2 separate regions of the Mus musculus genome follow, and region 1 is linked to region 2. The links are chromatin loops, found by intact Hi-C in ENCODE. Cell type or tissue: left cerebral cortex. All regions are shown on one strand. Links, peaks and the distances in the headings refer to the core of each region. The heading gives the core; the rest is flanking DNA. Region 1 overlaps Usp47 (ubiquitin specific peptidase 47). Region 2 has its middle 7.6 kb from the start of Gm39071.

The links. Peaks named below come from ENCODE experiments on the same cell type or tissue, not always from the same donor. Only the 100,000 strongest peaks of a DNase experiment are listed, where the experiment ranks them.
Region 1: it touches region 2 in a loop (7-fold over the local background); 30 of 42 quality-filtered maps call a loop at or near these places.

What each region holds. Positions count from the first base shown.
Region 1 is chr7:112,082,924-112,088,306 of GRCm38, reverse strand. It overlaps Usp47 (ubiquitin specific peptidase 47), which reads right to left. Exons shown (of 29, transcript NM_001357952.1): 14 at 5,143-5,219; 15 at 4,395-4,450; 16 at 2,200-2,312; 17 at 1,202-1,306; 18 at 334-541. Among named protein-coding and RNA genes, the nearest start is that of Usp47, 62 kb to the right of the region's middle. In left cerebral cortex, for the core only: CTCF peaks have their summits at 2,855 and 3,054 (motif pointing left); a DNase peak (open chromatin) is centred at 3,051.
Region 2 is chr7:112,177,648-112,183,030 of GRCm38, reverse strand. No RefSeq gene overlaps it. Among named protein-coding and RNA genes, the nearest start is that of Gm39071, 7.6 kb to the left of the region's middle. In left cerebral cortex, for the core only: CTCF peaks have their summits at 2,713 (motif pointing right) and 3,944 (motif pointing right); a DNase peak (open chromatin) is centred at 2,673; H3K27ac peaks cover 755 bases.

The sequences.
Region 1 (5,383 bases), core at 61-5,060, 95 kb after region 2:
CTCCACATTGGAACCCTACTGAAGACTGAGAGGTGTTTTCTTGTTGCTGTTGTTCATTATTTAAGTTCTGTGTATAGACAAGGTCTTAAAAACGTGTTCATTTGAACTTAAGATGTGCCTCCCCACTAATGAAATCACAGCACGTGCCAACAAACCCAGCAAAAGCTGGAACTTAATTTCAAATTAATTGCTGACTACTTCTCAACCTATCAAAACTAAGCACACTTTAAGAACATATAAAAAATTTAGATCATTTGCTTCTATGAACAAAGTATTTGATCTTTGATTACAATAATTTAAAGTCCATTATAACTTGAGTATAAAATTGCTTACCTCCAGGTTTGTAAGACTGAAAAATTTGATCAGGCTTTCTCGTTTCCAACAGCAGATCAAACATGTATGTGGACTTGACTCCTCCTAGAAGCAACCCCATTGGTGTATCTTCTTCTCCCTCATACGATCGTTCCAGGTAATCATGAAACTCGTCATATTTTACCAGGCGACAGCAATCCAAGGGAATCACATCTTCTAAATCCATCATCTAACAAAACATAATCCCCCACAAAATAAAAATAGTTTTGTGTTTGTTTGTTTGCTTGTTTTGAGAAAGAACCACATGTAACCCAGGCTGACCCTGAATCCACTATGCAAAAGAAGAGGACCTTGAACACTTGATCTTCTTGCTTCCACCTCTCAAACACTATTACAGGGTATGAGCAGCCATGCCTGGCTTAAATATATTTAATTAACACTTTTCATCAGTCCTAAAATAACAAACTATACAATGACACAGTTGTGTCCTTATCATGTTTATAGTTGTAGGATAAATTATCTTAAATTACTACTGATTTATATTATGATACCTAAACAATAAAATAATTGCAAACCACCATAAAAATTTTTCCTAATGGATTATAAATTCCATGAGGCCAAGACCGTCTTCCCTCTGTTATCTCTAATGGCTCATACAGAAGGTACTCAATAGATACCTGCTAAATAAACAGAAAGAAACAAATAAATGTGTTTCTAATTCTAATTTCAGGATTCAGAAGGCAGACTAGTTTTCAAAATCAACTGAGTATAGTTCAAAGAACAGTTGGAGGACGGAGGAAGATGAACAGTTAACTTCAAGGTACTTAAATCATCTATTCCAACTATAAAGCTTTGGTGGTACCAAAATTAAGTCCAACCATCCACTAACCTTATAAGCCATTTCAACGGCTTCCTTTAGCGTCTTATCCTTATGAACCTCCAGCTTGTTTTCCATCATTACTTGTTTCACAGGATGCAAACAAAATAATTTTATCTACAAAACAGAAAATACCACCATCAACTCACTAGATCAAGTGTCTCAGCTGAATCCTTTGGCAGATAGCACTTTTCTTCATTGTCAAAACAATGTAATTAAAAACCAAAAAACATAGTTGAGACTATTTTTTCTTACTGTCTGTATTTGTAACTGATTGACAGTGATTAAGTCTTATGTCTTAAAAAACTCAAAACATTACTTTCAATAACCATATAATTATATGTAAGCAATTTTTTTATTTATGTTTTTTTTTCTAATTTGGAAAAGACTGATTAATATGCTTCTCAAAATTTTTATAATATCTGCAAGAATTTCACAAGGTTATCTCTCTAAGAGAAATTATCTCCAAGAATATTAAGTTTTGAATATACTTAAAAAAAATTAATGTGTATAGGTGCTTTGCTTGCGTGCATGTCTATCTGCACCACGTGTGTGCCTGGTGCCCCTGAAGTCCAGAAAGGATGTCAGATTCCTTGAAACTGGAGTTAAAGGTGGTTGTGAACTGTCATGTGGGTTCTGGGAATTGAAGCCAGGTCCTCTAGAGGAGCAGCCAGTGCCTTTAACTTCTGAGCATGTCCCTAGTCCTGTGTAAGGTTTACAAGAGAACAGTGAGGGTAAAAGGACAGTAACTGAAGTATGCCTCTATTTCTATGTTTCCCAGTCCTCCTGTACTCAGGATATGGGAATGCCTGCCTCACACTGCTGCAGAAACATTGACCGCCCACCATGCTACACATCACTAGGTTTCAGTATCAAATCACACTTCTCCTTGTGATGAAGCCACACTACCTGATTAATGACCACAGAACTGACTGAGTTATCCCCAGAACGACAGTGGTCAGAAGAGCAAACCTGAGCAGCAGTTGTCACTCACAAACATGGAATCAAACCTTGCACGTGTTGCGTTCAATCTCTCGTTGCCTCTTTTCCTGCTCTTCCAGCTCTCTCTCCTTCTGCACCAGATTCTTAATGTGTTCTGGGTACTCGTCCACTTCTAGAAACTCTAGGAACATAAAACAGTGTCACTCAGAGCAGTTTCCTGTACACTTTTTGTTCTACAGTGCTTCCTTTCAATGTGGAGCAGAGACATTCTTTCAGGCAATAGTGAAGAGGTACTGATAGTGAGACCATATTCAGATCTAGTAAATGGCTCAAATCCTAGAACCCAACAAAGATACCAAAATTTTTAAAAGCCTTGGAAACTTACAAGTCATTTTTTATTTCAAATTCACCAAGGAACTCTGTGGCCCTGGGCAACTTTACTTCAGCCCTCAGCTCCTTACATTTATTAAAAGCCCCTGGCCCAAAGGTTATTGCCTTTGGTGTAATACAATTGAGTAAATGTTTACTCCTGAAACTGTCACTACACTCACTACAGCATCACTACAGCATCACTACCTTCCCTTCCTCCTCAATGCAGCTCTTCAGCTGCCTTCTAACAAAAGAAGGCAGAGGCACAGAACTGGGCACAGTTTCATGTGACTTAAAAGCATATTCAAAACAATATGAAATCAGGACACTTGAATAAAGCCAATGACTGTTTGATTTTTAAGGAAAACAATGACTATCAGTATTATTCATCAATAGGACTGGTAAAGAGTAAAAATGCAATGTTTCCAGAAATCAACTCCAGTCTAAACAACACCCGCCCTCCCACCACACTTCCCTTAACCCTCACTGCTGTATACACCTTCCTGCAATCAAGTAGCTACAAAGCATTCCCAGTCTGGTAACACAGCGCCCCCTGGTGTTTGCCACAGAACCAGAGTGGATTAGTTAGCCAAGAGGGGCTGAAGCACTGCGCTTCAAGGGCAAGATCCACAGGATGCGTGGATTACAACCCTAGTTGTGCCTCTAAGCCAAACTACTACAGGTCCTGAAACATACACTGGTGAGGCCACAATCCAACTTTTGTTCATGAAAATGAGAAAAAAATATATAATGGTTGAAACAGATATATGAGCACATCTGCTACTAAAAATAAATATGCTAGGATCAAAGTCAGTGATTATTTGAATTATAAAAAGAATATAGGATAACTCATCATCTGTGTATGTGTCTAGATACAAACATACACACATCCTAACATGTTTGCAATACTGTGAATCAGTAAGAATTAGCAAGGACCCCCCCCCCAACTAAAAATTTAAAGTAGTAACATTCAAAAATATAAAGAAAAGGACAAACACACTTAACACTAAGGATTATTTTGGGAGGTCAGTGGGCAGCTCTGAAGGTTCTGGGCATTGAAATCAGGCCATGGGGCTTGGCAACAGCATCTTATACCAGTTGAGCCATCTTGCTGCCCACCCTGGGTTTCTTAATAAAATATAACAATTTTTTTTTTTTACTAGATTCACAAAAATGTATTGGATCTTTAAACAATTTCTGCAGTACTTCAGGCCATCTGGAGTCCTCTCAAACTTTGTAGATACTAAAAGACCCGAAAGCTTGAAACTGAAACAAGCATACTGGCTATGCTGCAAGACCCTAACATGTGCTTCCATTCATGTATTACAACCCTACAGGGTGTCATCATTTCCAGTCTACAAATCTGCAAAGACTCAGAAAAGTCAAGTGATTTGCTCTAGTACACACAGCTTGTGAACTGTGATGCTGCACAGGGTATTAGCTTAAAGTAATACCTAATCTGTTAAAAGTTTTCCAACAACGTTTGTCTGTGTGTGGGTGTGCTTGTGTGTGACTGCATGCCTGCCTATGTGCAGTACTGGTTATCAGAACTCTGGGACTTATGAATGTTAACTAAGAACTCTATCACTGAGCTATAGCCTTGGCTTCTTTAAAATTACTATTTTTGAGACAAGATCCTGTTAAACTGTCAGTAGGCCTCAGGATTGTAACCCCACCCCCGCCTCCGCCTCATTCAGCCTTCTTCTCTAAGTAACTAGAATTACAAGCACTTATCACTATGTCCAGATCTATAGATTTTTGTAAAATGTTTTTATCACTTAGTATTACTTCATAACAGTGTTTTTAATTCACTTTCCCAGGCATAACAAAATTCTTAGGTGTTAACTTTTCTATCACCTAAAAGCAGTTATCTGTGTTTTCAAGACTAACATACTTGCATTTCTTGTTGGATCCTTCAGTCTGTATATCAGCATATATGCATTTGTTGAGCTAGGAGAAATTAACAAAGATTAGCAGGTCCTTTAAAGTAGACAGTACCTTTTATTTATAAGCACCAAATCTTTATTTGAAAAAAAGTCATACCACCATTCACTGACACACTAATACTAAAGCATTCCAGAAAAAAAGGAAAACCCTTTTTTGTCATTAATGGCACATGTATGAGAAGGTTCAAACATTCCTTTTGGTAACATGATGAAGTTTAATAAAGTAGGGTGTGTGTCACAATGCCTACTACAGCTAAGTAAGGGTTGGGCAAACTGCTTTGCTGGAAAGAAGCAAGAAAAAAAACCCCTTAGTCTTGCTGATTGGTGGTGGCACACACCTTTAATCCCAGCACCCAGGAGGCAGAGACAGGCAGATCTATGTGTGTTCAAGGCCAGCCTAGTCTACAGAGAGAGTTCCAGGGTAGTCAAGGCTACAGAGAAACCATGCCTCAAAAAACCCAAACCATACTATACCACAACACACCAAACCAAATTAAACCCTCATTTTTTGTAGGTCAGATGGTCTGTACTGCAACTCAAGGTATGTTACAGTGGGAAAACATCAGCCAAAAACTTATGAACAGATGTCCATGGCCTGCAGTCTGCTGACCCTTGGGTAAGGCTTTCTTAGTAAGACCCACAGAGAAGCTAAACTTACTCTAGTGAGCCAACACTGAAGTTCATGCTATTGCTTACCTTGCAAAAGCACTGGAGTAGTAGCCTCTGCTTCCTGAAGACCCACCATGTGTCTTCTTAATGTCTTCTTGTGTTATCTAAAAAGTTGTAATGTTACTTTTTTTTTTTTTTGTAAAAACCAGTAACACAAAGGTTATTATGTAAATATGTAACTTAATAGTTCCCCCTGGGCCTGAGACAGGTTCTTAATATGTAGCCTGGGCTGGGCTTGAACAATCCTCTGTTACGACCTTCCCAGTAC
Region 2 (5,383 bases), core at 174-5,173:
CCACCTGTTCGACCTACCCCAGAGATAAATTATTAATAAAGAATTTGCCATTGTTATTTATTAATGAATAAATAAGAGTATGGCTGCTTTTATCCAGACCATCTAGTAGATGCCTAAGGCTACAGTGGATACAGGAAGGGGGAGACCCAAGAGAAGAGATGATGGTGGTGATGATGATAATGGTGGTGGTAGTGGTGATTATGTGTATGCTGTGGATATAGTGTGTGTGTGTGTGTGTGTGTGTGTGTACTTGCCATGGAATGTATGTACAAGTTAGAGGGCAACTTTAGGGAGTTGTTTCTCTCCTTCTACTGTGTGTTTCGGGGATTGTCCTGCTTGTGAGGCGTGCTATTTTACCCTTTGAGCCTTCTCATTTGCCTCAGATGAGAATCTTGCTTCATGACCTGGCAACATTCTTTCCCTCAGTGGGACTCAGTTTCCCCACTGGAGAAGTGTAGAATTGTCGGCTCTATCAACTCTGACTTAATTATTCTGAGCCCTAAAAACCTGAAGATGGCTAGAGAGAGATGGCTCATGGGTAGAAGCATTTCCTGCTAAGCCTGACATGTAGCTTCAAACCCAGCACCCACGAGATAAGGAGAGAACCAACTCCCACATACAAGCTGTGACCTGTACCCCCAACTCAAACTAAGTACATAAATGTAATCATAAAAAAGAACTGGAAATCTGGGTGGTGGTGGCGCATGTTTTTAATCCCAGCCCTTGGGAGGCAGAGGTAGGTGGATCTCTGAGTTCAAGGCCAGCCTGGTCTACAGAGTGAGTTTCAGGGTAGTCAAGACAAAAAAAAAAAAAAAAAAAAAAAAAAAAAAAAAAGAAAGAAAGAAAGAAAGAAAGAAAGCAAGCAAGCAAGCAAAACAAACAAACAAACAAACAAACACCCAGTAGAACATGTGATGTGGATTGTGGTTTGGGGACTGTCTGTGACCAGGCTGTGTGGATGAGGGAACACATCCACTCGCTAGGTGGGCACCTTCACCTGTGGCTCTGAGGTTCTCAGAAGAGACTGGTGAGCGAAGGGCCCCAGTGGAAGGTTTACTGTGGGACTGGGTCACAGAGGCTTATGGGATGGGGTCACTGGGTCAGCCTGAAACATTTTTCTACAGCATCCAGAGAAGTTTCTGCTATTGATCTTTGTCAATCCTTTAAAACTCCAGAGAGCATCTCAGTCATTAATGCTGGCTTGATAGCGGGAGGGTCCGACTGGGGCTCCAGAACCCCTGGTTTGTTTGTTTGTTTGTTTGTTTGTTTGTTTAAAATAACAATCATTTTTAAGAGCCATGTGTGGTGGTGTGTGCTTGGAATCACAGCACTGCTGCGGAGACAGGCAGATCTCAGGCTCACTGGCCAGCCAGACTAGGCTACTCAGTGAGTTCTAGGTCAGTGAGCAATCTGTCTCAAAAATCAAGGCGAGCAATGCCTGAGGAGAGACATCTGAAGCTGCGCTCTGACCTCCACACCTGTGTGTGCATACATGAGAGTGTGTGTGTGTGTGTGTGTGTGTGTGTGTGTGTGTACTGATGGGGGGAGATTGGAGGGGAGACAGACATGATCCAGTAGAACAGGGATGGATAATCCATCTTCCTCAGGCCAAACACTCGTCACTTCATTTTCTAAATCTCACACAGCCACCATGGCCCAGTGTGAATGCCTCCATGTGACTTTGCCAGGTCATGTTGGTCTCTTCTACCAACTACCAAAGAATCCTATGTCCTTTCTTGTGCTAACTGCTGCTGGTGTGTGTGTGTGTGCATCTGTGTGTTTCCAATCTAGTAAAATACATACAGAATCCCAAAGCCTTAGAACCAGGGTGGGAAGTGGAGCTAAAGATAACATTACTCTTTTGTTTATCTTTGTTTGTCAGATGGTCTCTCTGTTTTAGTCCAGGATACTCTAGTTCACAATCCTGTTGTCTCAGTCTCTCAAGCACTGGAATTACAGCTGTGTACCACAATGCCTAGCTCTGAATTCTATTTTCTTAACATGTTAAAATGCCAAGACATCAGATCTGTTGGATGAAACAAAATATAGTATCCAAATTAATTTTTATTTGCTTCGTATACTTATTTTGATGTAGCTGTTAGAGGAAAAAAGCACAGATGACTTTCGTGTTCCCTGCCTGTGGTGGCAGTCATCTTTGTCTCAGACAGAGATGTGTTGTGCTTGAGAGTCCCACTGAGAAGGTGAGGAAGGGAAGAGCTCCGGGTGCCTCTGGGACTTCCGATGTTCTAGGAAACTGCCATCTTATTTTACCTTCCTGGTACCCTGTGTTGGGGTGATGGGGGGCAGCAACGGGAGAGACCAATAGACACACCAAGACAGAGCTAAGGGAAGGAGTGGCCAACCCATCTGCCTTCTGCCTTCCCAATGCAGACCGCCTGGTTCCCCAGCTTCCCAGCTTGGGCGTGGTCTTCCAGGCTCTCTGCCAGTCCCTCCAGATCCAAATGGTCTCATGAGTGCCAGCCACACGCCCTTCTCCCCCGCCCCCCCCCCCCGCCTCTTCTTCAACAACTATGTAGCTGTGCCAGAGTAGTCTTTAATGAAGTCTTTTGAGTCAGGCAGCTGGGCCTGTCGGAGCTAGGTTCTAGTGCAGATGTCTCCCAGTCTCCGAATCAAAGTCCTAAGTCCAAAATGTCCGCCCCAGTCTGGTGGCAGCTGGCACTGCAGCTATAGCTGCTCTGGAAAGTAATGATGAGACCACAAGGTGGCGCTGTTCCCACGGCCCTCCACCCTTAACCATCCCCACCCTCTTCCTGAAACCTCAGGCCATATTTGCATCCAACGTAAACATTTCAGCTTTGGGAAAAGGCTCTGGATGGGTTGTTGGGTTTGTTTGTTTGTTTTTCCCTCTCAGCCTTCAGCTGCCAAAGGTTGCTCAGATTTCGGAATTCTGCTGCAACAAATGCTCCTCTGGGTGCACACTTAAATGTTGAGCAGGTTTTAGACCCAAGGCCAAGTCCTGCTCCAAATGAATTCTGTACCCAGAGGTATGCCTAATACTTTGGAGAAGAGCACCCGCATCGCACAAACACCCTGTGGGTGTTCACGGGTGTAAGCACGAGGGCAGGGGAAGGACGATGATGACCTCCACAGATCAATCAATGTGGTTCCTTACTAAGGGATGCTGGCTGGTTGGTTGGTTTGAGATGAGATTTTATCACATAGACCAGGCTGGCCTCGAACTCACAATCTTCTAGGCCTCGAAAATGCGTAGATCACAGGCATGGAACCCCCCCCCCCCGCCAAACACACACACACACACACATCTCACTTATCTTTAGGATTTTATTTTTAAATATCTAAAGCTTACAAAGAAGTAAAATATGTAGCAGCAGGGTGAGTTTTAAAACATAACCACTGCTTTTGGCTACAGCCATGGGCTAAAGGGATCCCTGCTGCAGCCACTCTGGAACGTGGCTTGAGAAGCTCAGGCCAGGCCTGAGTTAAGGGGAGACTCAAGGGGGTTGTATGCTACTCTGTGATGGCTTCATTTTAAAGTCCAAGTCTGCAAACGCAGCTATTACAACTCAGAGGGTTTTGGTTTTTGTTTCTTCTGTTTTTTTATTTTCTCTGTGTCCAGAGTGTCCTCAGACTATTCTGCTCGTGGAGAGTGGCATCTGAAGCTCCTGACCTGTTCCGTCCACCTTACCCCTTTCAGCATCTTTATACTCAAGACCCTCAGGACTCCTGAGAACAGGAGAGGACAGAGACAGCCAAAGCACAGAGACAGAAGTAGACTCACTTTAGAGCACACACTATGTCTATAAAGATAAAACTTAAGCCAAGTACAGCAGCTGGCACCTGTGTAGTTCCAGCACACGGGAGGCTGAGGTCAGAGGACTGGGAGTTCAATACCTGGGCTATCTTGTATGACTCTCTTTTTTCCTTTAAAAAGATTTATTTTGTATATGAGCGCTCTTTCTACATGTACACCTGCATGCCAGAAGAGGGCATCAGATCCCATTATAGATTGTTGTGAGCCACCCTGCAGTTGCTGGGAATTGAAATTAGAACCTCTGGAAGAACAGTCAGTGCTCTTAACTGCTGAGCCATCTCTCCAGCCCCATGACTCTGTTTCAAACGAGAAAATACTATGCACTGAGCTGGGGCAATGGTTCAGTTGGCGAGGTGCTTGCCCTGCAAGTGTCAGGACTGAGTTTAGATCCCTAGAACCCATATAAAAAGTGAGCTCTGTGGTCTGTAACCCTGACACTGGGGAGAGGAAACAGAGACAGATGGGTCCTTAAAGCATATTCATCAATTAGACTAGCCTAGCTAGTGAGGTCCAGGTTTAACACAAAACCCTGTCTTAAAACAAGACAAACATCAACCCCTGACTTCCCTGGGCATGCACATGGATACCCCTTCCACACACACAATGCAGTGACACAGACAACTACACACATTACATCACAGCACACACACACACACACACACACACACACACACACACACACACACACACTAAATAATAGCATTTGGTACTCCCATAACAATTCTATGCAATAATCTAGAGTTGTGTTTAAGGTAGAATTCATGGAAAACATTAGACACTATGAAGAAGGGGCTGGGGACACAGCACAGTGGTGGCACACACCTATGATCCCAGCACTCAGGACCTGAAGACAAGATTATTAGAAGTTCAAGGTTGTCCACAGTTATATAGTGAATTTGAAGGCAGTCTGGGCTACTACGGAAAACCCAGTCTCAAGAAAATAAATAAGGTAGCAGTTGAAAGTGGCTCTGAGAAGAATGTCACTTTATTCAGTGATGTAGCTGCTGATATGCTGCTCCAGTAAATGGCCCCCTACCCATGCTTACACAGGTAGCCATACTTAAACTCAGTGGATAACGCATGCACAAAAAAGGGACAGACTTGTAAATAAGGGTTTCAGCAGGAGAGGGGGATAGCAAGAGTAATTTGAGTGAGACGGGATAAAATTATAAATGTATATTGATATTTAATGTATAAATTAATATGTAAATTTATATAAATAAAATATAAACTTATATGCAACAGTCAAAGAATAAAAAACAAACTAAGGGCCAGCAAAACAGTTCAGCAGGTGAAGGCACTTGCCACTAGGGCTGGTGACACTAGGTCTGGTAACACTAGGGTGTGTGTCCTGAGTTTGATCCCTGGGACCCACATAGCAGAAGAGGACATGATACCAAAAGGTGACCTCTCACCTCAACAGGTGCACTAATAACGTGCATGTACACATGTGTGTGTGTGCACAAAAAGGTAAAACACTAAATCTAAAATACAACAATTAAAAATTAAGAACAAATACATAAGTAAAAAATGTTAAAGGATGCTGACACACAAGTAATGCGTAAGGAGTTAGAGCAGAGCTTGCCATTG